Linked DNA regions of Homo sapiens: region 2 is linked to region 1. A link is an interaction called in ENCODE POLR2A ChIA-PET data of the cell type or tissue named here. Cell type or tissue: IMR-90. All regions are shown on one strand. Links, peaks and the distances in the headings refer to the core of each region. The heading gives the core; the rest is flanking DNA.

Evidence for each region. ChIA-PET counts read pairs that join two places held together with the same protein. Peaks named below come from ENCODE experiments on the same cell type or tissue, not always from the same donor. Only the 100,000 strongest peaks of a DNase experiment are listed, where the experiment ranks them.
Region 2: POLR2A ChIA-PET joins it to region 1 with 5 read pairs; 3 of 35 experiments call an interaction of 5 or more read pairs at or near these places.

What each region holds. Positions count from the first base shown.
Region 1 is chr3:45,504,721-45,510,096 of GRCh38, reverse strand. All of the region lies in intron 15 of LARS2 (leucyl-tRNA synthetase 2, mitochondrial), which reads right to left. It overlaps LARS2-AS1 (LARS2 antisense RNA 1), which reads left to right and starts at 552. Exons shown (of 4, transcript NR_048543.1): 1 at 552-740; 2 at 3,115-3,185. RefSeq lists a silencer at 186-480 and an enhancer at 1,307-2,173. In IMR-90, for the core only: a CTCF peak has its summit at 1,859; DNase peaks (open chromatin) are centred at 456, 896 and 2,116; H3K27ac peaks cover 1,744 bases.
Region 2 is chr3:45,436,641-45,442,016 of GRCh38, reverse strand. The region is part of intron 6 of LARS2 (leucyl-tRNA synthetase 2, mitochondrial); the gene reads right to left. Among named protein-coding and RNA genes, the nearest start is that of LARS2, 51 kb to the right of the region's middle. In IMR-90, for the core only: no CTCF peak of the experiment used is centred there; no DNase peak of the experiment used is centred there.

The DNA of each region.
Region 1 (5,376 bases), core at 147-5,146:
TTCCTAACAGATGCTCAGTAATGTTAATTGCCTTGAACTCAATCAAGCTTGTTTCAGTGGATGAATAAACCTACCAGCAGCAGGGGTGGGGGATAATGTGAGTAGGACAAAGTGGAGGCAAGAGAGGAGGGAAGAAAGAAATGAGTGAAGTGGGGCACTGGATGCTATACTTTCCAGCTAGTGCCACCATCTTTTTGCAGGGAGGGGTGCATTGAAAGATCCCAAGCAGCTGAAGCAAGAGAATGAGAGCAGGGGAATGCCCCGATGAGTGCTCACATGGAATTTCCCAGTGGGGAAAGGGGCGCTTCCCAGCTCCTAGAATCCTGCTCATTCCCAAGTGTTTTCCCTCCACTTTTCCAGGGAGCCAGGGAATGGGCTATAGGGAGTTGGGAATCTGGTTTTCACTCTTGGCTGAAGCTGGCCATGTCTACTCTCATGCGTAGTTTAGCTCTGAATGAGTCACACTTGTTTATTCATTCAACATGTATTTACATGATAATTGGGTACACAGCACTAGGCAATTAATTGGAGAGCTTACAATAAGAACAGGCAGCCCAGGACATGCTCATAAATAACCATCAGCACTACAAGAAAGACGTACCAAATGTGATTTGGAGGCGCAAGGTGCACAGGAATGAAGGACAAAGGACATCAAGGGCCCTGCTGGACTTGGAACCCAGGCCTGCTGGAGCAGAGATCACATCACATTGCCAAGTTCATTATTCAGATTCACAATTGGGGTAATGTGTTTCCCTTTTGTTCACTCATTCATTCACTCAACAGATGGTACTTGGGAACAGACTTGCGTATGCAACTGAGTTATTCATTCATCATAGTGACTGTGCACAGCAGGGGCCTTTATAAGTGAGTGGAAAATCTGCAACTCTAAACCACTAACAAACCGTTCTGACTCAGGGACCATCAAACGCGGGAGTATTAGGCAGGGCCTCTGCCTTGAAGAAGGCCCTGGATTTCTGAGTCAGCTTTCTTCCTACTCCTTCGGTACATCCCTGGAGGTAGATCATGCTTGCTTGCACTGAAGCACAGCTATATGTAAGCACAGTGATGAAAACTGGGGGGAGATCTTCACAATTTCTTCATTAGTTTAGACTGCACTAACTCAGAAATTGCAACAACTGATAGCTGCTGGGCATTGAAGGCCACATTTGTCCCACTTGGAAGAAGGAAAGAAGGAAGGGAGGGAGGCAGGGAAAGAGGGGAGGAAAGGTAGGGAGGGAGGAGAGGGAGGAAGGGAGGGAAGGAAGGGAGTTGCTAATTATTAGGATAAACAAGGAAATTCAGAACATTGATTGATTGGCCATGTTAAGTGCTCTTAAAAAAATCACTATATACAAGGAATGTGCTAATTACAGTATGAGCAAAGAATATCAGGATGTATCAGAGCCCCACCTTCTTGCTGCAGATGACATTTACCTATTCATGAAGCCCCAGAGAGCCTGCTGCCCACTCCCCTGACCTGGTGCGAGAGTGGCCTGCCAGGCTGCAGATCTTTGAAGGCCATAGATCTCTGAAAATGGTCTCCAAATTGGACTTTTCATTAAATCAGACTAAGTTTACCTTCCTCTTCTTCCTTGTTCTGTGCCCAGGGCCATCATGTCACATAATTAGCCTAGTTTCTAAGTATTAGCCATGGCTCATTCTTGAAATATCACCATTCCCATTTCCTAGCAGCCAGTTAGTGGCGCAGAAGGAGGGTTTACTAATACAGCAGGACCCAAGTAAAGCTTCTCTTCCCTTCCTGTTCCTTTTCCCAGTAGCCCCGTTTCTGGCATGATCAGAGTAACAGAGAAGAAAGCTCTGTGGATAGGGGCTTGCTGTGCTCTCCACGGTCAGCAGGCGGCCTGCCCTTCTCATGGGAGCTCCCTGAGCAGCTGCTTGCTTCTGACAGCCACCACTTTCTGTTGATTCCAAACTGAAGGGAGAAATTCAGTTTGGGGAATTTAGTGTCTAAGTTGCATTACAGAGCTACAACAAAAAGTGACAAGATTCCATGTTTACAGCGGTCTCCCACAAAGGGAGAGAAAAGGCTTCCTGATCTCATTCAGTGAAGATGGGCCATGACATGTTCCCACGCTCTAATGTGCCCCCTCTCTTTCAACCTGGTGCTAACCACCGGAAGGAGGGAAGCTGAAAGCTGATCCTACCCCACACCCACAACCACAGCAGGAGGCTCAGCATATTTTCCTTCTTTGGAATATATACCATACTGTAAATGATAAAGTTACACAATCATTGTAAAAAATCTGGAAAAAATCAGAAGTATATTGGGCTCACCACCCAGAGATAGCTAGTGTTAACATGTTGGCATGAGTTTTTCAAGTCTTTTCTCTTGCTTTGAGTATGTGTATATATGTGCTTGTATATATAAAGACAAAGATAACCAAGCTGTATCTTGCTTTTTCTATTTCTCATTACTTCAGATGAATTTCTCCATGTTATTAAACATTCTTTGTAATTTAATTGAAAGTGTTGTATAAGTGTGCTCCACGTAGATGGATTATACTTTATTTACCCTGTCTCAGCATTTTGGGGCATTTAGATTGTATCCAAATTTTTAGCTACTTGAAATAACACTTACATGAACATCTTGGTGCATAAGTTTGCATTTCTGATTATTTCCTTAGGATAGATTTTTAGCAGTGCAATTAGTGCACCCAAAAATGAATAGTTTTAAGGCTCTCACTATGTATTGCCAAACTGCTTTTCAGAAAGATTGTTCCAAGCTACTTCCTGCAATATATGAGAGCTGCTCTTATGCTAGCTTCCTTACTACATGGAAGATGGCATCTCACTGCTGAATAATTTATATTTGCCAGTGAGGGAAATTTTTTTTTTTAAAATCATAGAAATGGGGTCTTGCTGTGTTGCCCAGGCTGGTCTCGAACCCCTGCACTCAAATGATCTTCCTGTCTTGCAATCCCAAAGTGTTGGGATTACAGGTGTGAGCCATCGTGCTGGGACGGAAACATTTTACAGTGTAAGATGTTTATTATTTTATAGTGTGATAAAATGTTTATTAATCATTTGGATATCTTCTTTTGTGGGTTTCCTGCTTACATTAATTCCCGGTTAATCATTAACTTGGTATTTCAGATCACACAACTAAGGCACCTGCTGTCCTGTGTGGTGGCACACTTAACTTGGAGGCCAGCCTCTTACGTAAGGTAAGGAGACCTTAAAGTACAAACTGCAAGCCTAACTGTGCAGGTGATGAAAAAAAATGTCCACAACTCTTACAAAACAGGAAAGATGATTAGATATACATAAACCTTTGCTGTCTGTATTTGAAGAAATTAGAATCAGAGTGAAAAGAGTGCTCAGAGATAACTGAGTTCCTAACATATGAGGCCACTGAGACCCAAAGGAGTTCAGCTTCTTGTCCACACAGCTAATCAGGGGCACCACTGAACATGGACAGAGGTCTTTGGATTCCTGTTTCACAGCTGCTACTTGAGACAAGGGCTGAGGGGCTCAGAAATGTTAAACTAAAATGGAATAGCTGTACTATCATCTCAAATAGCCTCCTGAAATTACAATGCTAATCAAAAGGAATACAGAACTAGACTAGGAAATCCTGATTTATACAGATTTCAGAAATACACATGTGGTTGACAGGTCTCAATTTTTCCTCCCAGCCCAGCTTGATAAAGTTGTTTGGAGGCTCTCAAAAATTCTGACTGTAGAATTCCAAATTACTCATCTCAGAAAGTGGGTGATTTTCATTTCATGTGTGGCTGACTGGTTTACCAATACACCTCTAAGAAAGAGGTAATGCACCGGGAGAGTTTTCAGAGGCTGTTGCTGCCCTGATGTGATCCAACAAGAGTAATGCTGACAGCAGCACTGAGTAACAGTTAAGATGACTTTCTGTACCTTCCTCAAAGGTCAGCCTTTTCAGTAATTAAAATAAGTCTCTTTTGGAGGAGGAAAGCATGGAACGGAATCTTGAACAGAATTTAAAAACAGATTCAAAAAAACAAAACTCCATAGGTCTATTTCAATTTACACCATATAGTTGTTCCTTAATGTTGATGGTAAAGCAAAATCCAAGTGTTACCTGGAGGATCTGCAAATTGGCAATGCATTTGAGTGAAAACAAAGTCATATTTGAAACTGCATTTTAAAATTACATCAGCATGCAGCAAACCCTTTTTCCTGCTTGAATATAGTCTTAAACTATTGTAAATAAGTCATAAAAATAGTCAGACCCTGTCCTATACCTTAGGATACTTGGCCATTGAATAATTTACTGATTGAATACTTCCATAAAAAATCATTCAGAAACTGGCAGAAATATGCTCTACTGTTAAGGAGCTAGAAATCACTTACATATGGTCTTTGTTTCCAGACCTACATAAGAAGGAGCTATTCCCCCAACTTTTTTTTGTAGGCAGTGTCTTACTTTGTTGCATAGGCTAGCGTGCAGTGGCAATCATGGCTCACTGCAGCCTTGAACTCCTGGACTCAAGTAATTCTGCTGCCTCAGACTCCCAAGTAGCTGGGACTACAAGTGTGCACCACCACACCTGGCTCATTAATTTTTTTTTTTTTTTTAACAGATGGAGTCTCACTACGTTGCCTAGGCTGGTCTCAAACTCATGGCCTAAAGTGATCCTTCCACCTTGGTCTCCCAAAGTGCTGGGATTATAAGCATGAACCACCACGCCTGGCCTGAGATGTTTCTCAAGTTGTATTTGGTTTTTAACTTAAGTTTGAATCAATTCTCTCTAGCCCATGGAGGATATTTCCTTTGTTTCTTGTTTTGTTTTAGAAACAGGGTATTCCTATGTTGCCCAGGCTGGAATCAAGCTCCTGGGCTCAAGTAATCTTCCCGCCTCAGCCTCAATCTCAGCTTCTGGAGTAGCTAAGAACATAGGTGTGCACAACTGCATGAACTGGAGAACATTTCCTCTGAAGAATATAAACTTTTATCTGTTTGTTTCAAGGGATTAAACTCAATTTCTTTTTCTTTTCTTTGCTTTTTTTTTTAATTTTTAGACAGAGTCTTGTTCTGTCACCCAAGCTGGAGTGCAGTGGCACGATCTTGGCTCACTGCAGCCTCCGCCTCCCAGGTTCAAGCAATTCTCGTGCCTCAGCCTCCCTAGTAGCTGGGGGCTACAGGCGCATGCCACCATGCTCGGCTAATTCTTGTATTTTTAGTAGAGATGGGGTTTCACCATGTTGGCCAGGCTGGTCTCGAACTCCTGACCTCAAGCAATCCACCCGCCTTGGCCTCCCAAAGTGCTGGGATTACAGGTGTGAGCCATCACATCCAACCTAAACTCAATTTCTTAAAAAAAAAAACAAACAAAACAAAACAAAAAAAACACTAAAAATGTGTAGTATCTGTGAGAC
Region 2 (5,376 bases), core at 91-5,090, 68 kb after region 1:
CTGAGCTCTAGAAAGTGCAATCTAGCTGCCAAGAGACCAAATTTACGAATCTGGGATTCCAACTAGAATTGTTCCTCCAAGCTGCATTTCTACATTCTGTAATACCTGGTTTTTAGCATTAAAAATATTTTGCACATTCACAGGCAACCACAGAGCCCAACACACAATCTGAGCTCTCTTAGAACACAAGTGAGGCTCAAAACATCATCTTTTGCGACCTGCCACCCATACCTCAATGACTCTGCACAAATTAACAATTAAGCCAGTCTGGCCAGCAGCTCCTGAGACACAGCGATTCATCAGTGATAAAGTCTAAGAAGGCTGAGGCACGGAGGCCTACCTTACTGTTCCTGGTATAAAATAATACTTGGTCTGTGAAGGAAGAATCACAGCACTCAGCCACCTTCCATGTGCCCCACTGAAGCCTCCTTAGGCTCACACTCCTTGCTCCAGGAAAGAGCCTGGGAGAGTATGGTCTCAGGAAAGACCCTGGAGCCATCTGACTTGGGTTCAAGTCCTCGCATCCTCACTAGTTTGTGGCCACACCACATTTCCCTACTAGAAAACAGAAGCAATGAAACACATCTTAGAGGGTTGCTGTGAGGTTAAAAGGCAATTGTGTGCAAAGCATACGGCTGGGCTTGCAGGAAAAATCAACAAGTACACCCCTTGGCTTTACTCAGTGTGTGATGGGCCGGGTGCAATGGCTCATGCCTATAATCCCAGCACTTTGGGAGGCCAAGGCAGTCAGATCACCTGAGGTCAGAAGTTAGAGACCAGCCTGCCCAACATGGTGAAACCATGTCTCTACTAAAAATACAAAAAGTAGCCAGGCGTGGTGGCATATGCCTGTAATCCCAGCTACTTGGATGGCTGAGGCAGGAGAATTGCTTGAACCTGGAGGTGGAGGTTGCAGTGAGCCGAGACTGTGCCACTGAACTCCAGCCTGGGCGACAGAGCAAGACTCCGTCTCAAAAAAAAAAAAAAAAAAAAGAGTGTGTGATGGCAGGGGTGAGTGAGGCTGGCTTCATTACCGTACCACTCAGAGGTGGGCTGATGTACCCATCAGCCTACTGGGGTAAGGCACAAGGGAGAGAAAGAACTGGGGTAAAAAATAGTGTTCTGCTCCTTAACAAATATTGGCTTTTCGACTAAAAAGAGATGGTGTTTATGAGGGAAAGACCAAAACACATGACCAGATGGAGAAATCCACACTAGGCTGCTCCCAGTCAGCTCTGGCTGGGAGGGCCTGCTAGGTTGCCTCCACCCCCACACTGCTGCTTGGGCAGGATTTAGTCTTGGTTTCTCGGTCCACTTTGACAGTGATGGCCCTAGATTTCAGAACAGCTCATTCAAAGCTGTCATGTATTTTGGTGGCATCACAACCTCAGGATATTTAGGTTAGCTACCAGGAATTTAATAAAACAAAACAAAACAAAAAACCCGAGGCAACATGTTTATCAAGTCAATCATCCGGCGGCCCTGTAAGCATGTCAGAAAGGTGAGCGGCCACTGCACATCACAGTTTCTAGCAACAAAGCATCACTTCACCTCCCCAAGTCTCATTGTGAGCCTCCTGCCTTCAAAACAATGAGTCTTGGAAACAGAGGAGAGTTGTTCACATGCTTTTTGATCTTTTGTAATGTGCACTTTTGTCATTTGCAACAGATCAAAAGGAAACATGTTTAGTGATGGCTTTGTCTTTTATGCCTTCCCAGGTACTTTAATTCTAAAGTGGAGGGATTCTAAAAGCATAATACAGCTCAAAGGCAGAGAAACTAGCCTTGGCATTCCTATTGTGCAGCTTAAAAGAGAAAATAACAATCCAGGCTACATCAGATGATTCTCACTGATGATGGTTCAAGCTTCCAGTCCACAGCTCTGTACACCTGCGGCGTTGGAAGAGGGAGAGACAGGCTCATGAGAAAATCTGCCAGAACCAAGACACTGACGGCCACTCTCCGCTAAGTCCTCTACACTAAGCACTGGTTCTCAAACTTGGTTACACCTTGGAATTGAACTTTAAAAGTTACTAATGCCTAGGCCCCACCTCTAGGAATTTAATGTGGGGCCAGTGTTGAAAACCACTGCAAAGAAGTTCCTCCCGAATATATCTCTCTCCCAAATACTGTGTGAAAGACAGGGTCCTGTCCTGCCTTTATGTCTTTACAGAACTTAATGAAACAGACTTCAGTAGGAGCTAAGAACATGATTTGGTTCGCATGAAATTTCTATAAGGGTACTCCGACCACTATGCTAAGAGGGATCTCTCATAAGCCTGCTCTTGATTCAAATCCTCCCTGCATGCCTCAGCCCCACCCCAACACAGATTCTCTTTAGTCCTTACATTCAATCCTCCGTTTTCACAAAACAAACATAAAAAAAAAAAAAACAGTTAGAAATAACAACTTTAAACCCACCTTCGTGGCAACAGATATATAAACTTCATTAGGCAGCTACCTGTGCTCAATGGCCAGCTGTTTAAAAATGCCAGAGTTGGCTGGGCGCGCTGGCTCACACCTGTAATCCCAGCACTTTGGGAGGCCAAGGTGGGCGGATCACGAGGTAAGGAGTTCAAGAACAGCCTGGCCAACATTGTGAAACCCTGTATCTACTAAAAATACAAAAATTAGCCAGGCATGGTGGTGGGCGCCTGTAATCCCAGCTACTCGGGAGGCTGAGGCAGGGAATTGCTTGAATCCAGGAGGCGGAGGTTGCGGTGAGCCGAGATCATGCCACTGCACCCCAGCCTGGGCGATGGAGTGAGACACTGTCTCAAAAAAAAAAAAAAAAAAAAAAAAAAAAAGCCAGAGTTTCTGACAGCTCATTTCTCTTGCTGGAAGAGAAATGATTCTTGAAAAGGAAGCTGCAGAAAACCTAATGAGAATGGCCTTCCCCTCCCACAACCCCCAACAGGGCTTCAAGGGAGGAGGAAGTAGGGAACAGGGCTAGTTTCTCACTTAGATGCTACTAAATGGTCCTTATGCAGGAGAGGGACAGAGAGTGAAGATCAGACACTCAGTACAGCCCTGACTTTGAGTCTGAATTAGCCCTTCTTGTATCTAACAAATCCCCCAGCAATTTACAAATGATAGGACACATTGGGATCCAGCTCTAGGCTTCCCAAATTGCTCTTTCCTCCATCCTCTCATCGTTTTTTCTTTGTTTTGTTTTGTTTTTTTGAGACAGTGTCTCACTCTGTCACCCAGGCTGGAGTGCAGTGGCGCGATCTCAGCTCACTGCAACCTCCGCCTCCCACGTTCAAGCGATTCTCCTGTCTCAGCCTCCAGAGTAGCTGGGATTACAGGAGCCCACCACCATGCCTGGCTAAAATTTTTTTTTTTTTTTTTTTGGTATTTTTAGTAGAGATGGGGTTTCTCCATGTTGGCCAGGCTGGTCTCAAACTCCTGACCTCAGGTGATCTGCCTGCCTCAGCCTCCCAAAGTGCTGGGATTACAGGCATGAGCCACCACACCCAGCCCATCCTCTCATCTTTATACATTCTCACATATAAAGAAGCACTCACCATGCCTGCCTCTCAGACCATTCCCGCAGTGGTCTGAGAGGCAGGGATGGTGAGCACTGCTTTATACATGAGGAAACTCACCCAAAGCTGCCCAGCTCCTGGGTGGCAGAAGCAAAACCAGTAACCAGGTCTCTGGATTTAGAGGGGCATCAAGCAGTGACATGGCACCATGGGAAGTGCAGCCCAGCTATGACTGGACTGGCTTAAACATGTATGCTCTAAGGAGGTGCCGGTAATCAAGCAACATGAGTGAACTGGAGTACTCCTAGATAAAGGAACTGCACAGTGAATATTCTTTTAGGAATGACAACAGTAATAACAACAGTAACAGCTAATGCTTACCAGGGGCTGACAAAGTACTTGGTCCAGCATTGGCAGTTTAGGGGCCTCTCATGTCCTTCTCATCACAATCCCAGGAGGTAGTTATTACCAAATGTGGGCTTGACCTCTGAATTTAAAATTGCAATTTACCCCTGGCCCTCCTGCTCTCCCCTTAACCTACTCTACCTTTTTTTCTTTCCATACCACTTATTGCCTCCTAATACACTACATTATTTTCTTATTTATTATGTTTATTGTCTGTCTTCATCCCCTCCTGAAACTGTAAATGGTAAGGTCTCCCTATGAAAGGGTTTTGTCTTTTTCTCCCCACCGATGTATTCCAAGTACTTAGGACAGTCCCTGGTACAAAGGATGCTTAATAAATGTTGAATGAGTAAGTCACCATTTTACTGATCAGAGAATTAAGATGCAAAGTAACTTGTTTAAGGTCACACAGCCACTAGGAGGCAAAATTAGAATCCAAGCATAAGTGACCCAGTACTTGTACCACTACAAATGATTTCTTGTCATCTATAGTCCCAGCCAGCAGCTCTCTCCTAGACCACATAGCCACGTCTTCCTCCTTCCTGAACTGTGATTCCTCATGACTCCCACTGCCCAGGCTTCCTCAGCCTCACTGACTGCTTCCTCTCAGCCTCTTCTCCTAATTCCTTTTTCTTCAACCATCTGTCAAATTCCATCTTTGCCAAGGTTCTGTCTCTAACCTCCTTTATCTTTCCTGTTCTCTTTTTTGCAGAATTGAGGGAACAGGTGTTAATATCAGGGTAATTAATTAATCTTGAGCCTAACATTTGTCTAAGAACTCATTTTTATGCAATATGTTCCTTTATCTTAGGACTAACTTTAGGCTGAAAATGAGCATTTAATGAAAATTGGAAATGACAAATGCTAGACACTTTTTACAGGGCGTGCATTTTATTCTTAAAGGTCTTGTTTTTCAAATCTAGGGCTAAAAGCTAAATTCTTAAATCATTTGACAGGTTCATGTTCATGTTCTAATTAAGTGCTCTTGAAGCCAACTTAGAGAGTGAGTATTGATGGCAAGGAAATCATGGTCTTTGCAGTTTTAAAGACATCTCACACTGTCTTTTTTAACCGAAAACAGCTTGATCAATAAGCTCCCCTTTGTTTTCTATTTTCTTGGCCAATATTTTTTGAGCACTATCATTTTTATGGTAACCTGAAAACTGTTCCCTGTTACAAACTACACAAGATTCTATAAATAATCCATAATCAGACAAGAAGCAACAATTCTCTTAATTTCTTGGAAATTGCTCTTTGCCAGCTTGCAAGAATTTCATCAAGGCATTCTAACAATACAAACGGCTTTTCTTTTTTTTTTTTTTTTTGAGACGAGTCTCGCTCTGTCGCCCAGGCCGGACTGCGGACTGCAGTGGCGCAATCTCGGCTCACTGCAAGCTCCGCTTCCCGGGTTCACGCCATTCTCTTGCCTCAGCCTCCCGAGTAGCTGGGACTACAGGCGCCCGCCACCGCGCCCGGCTAATTTT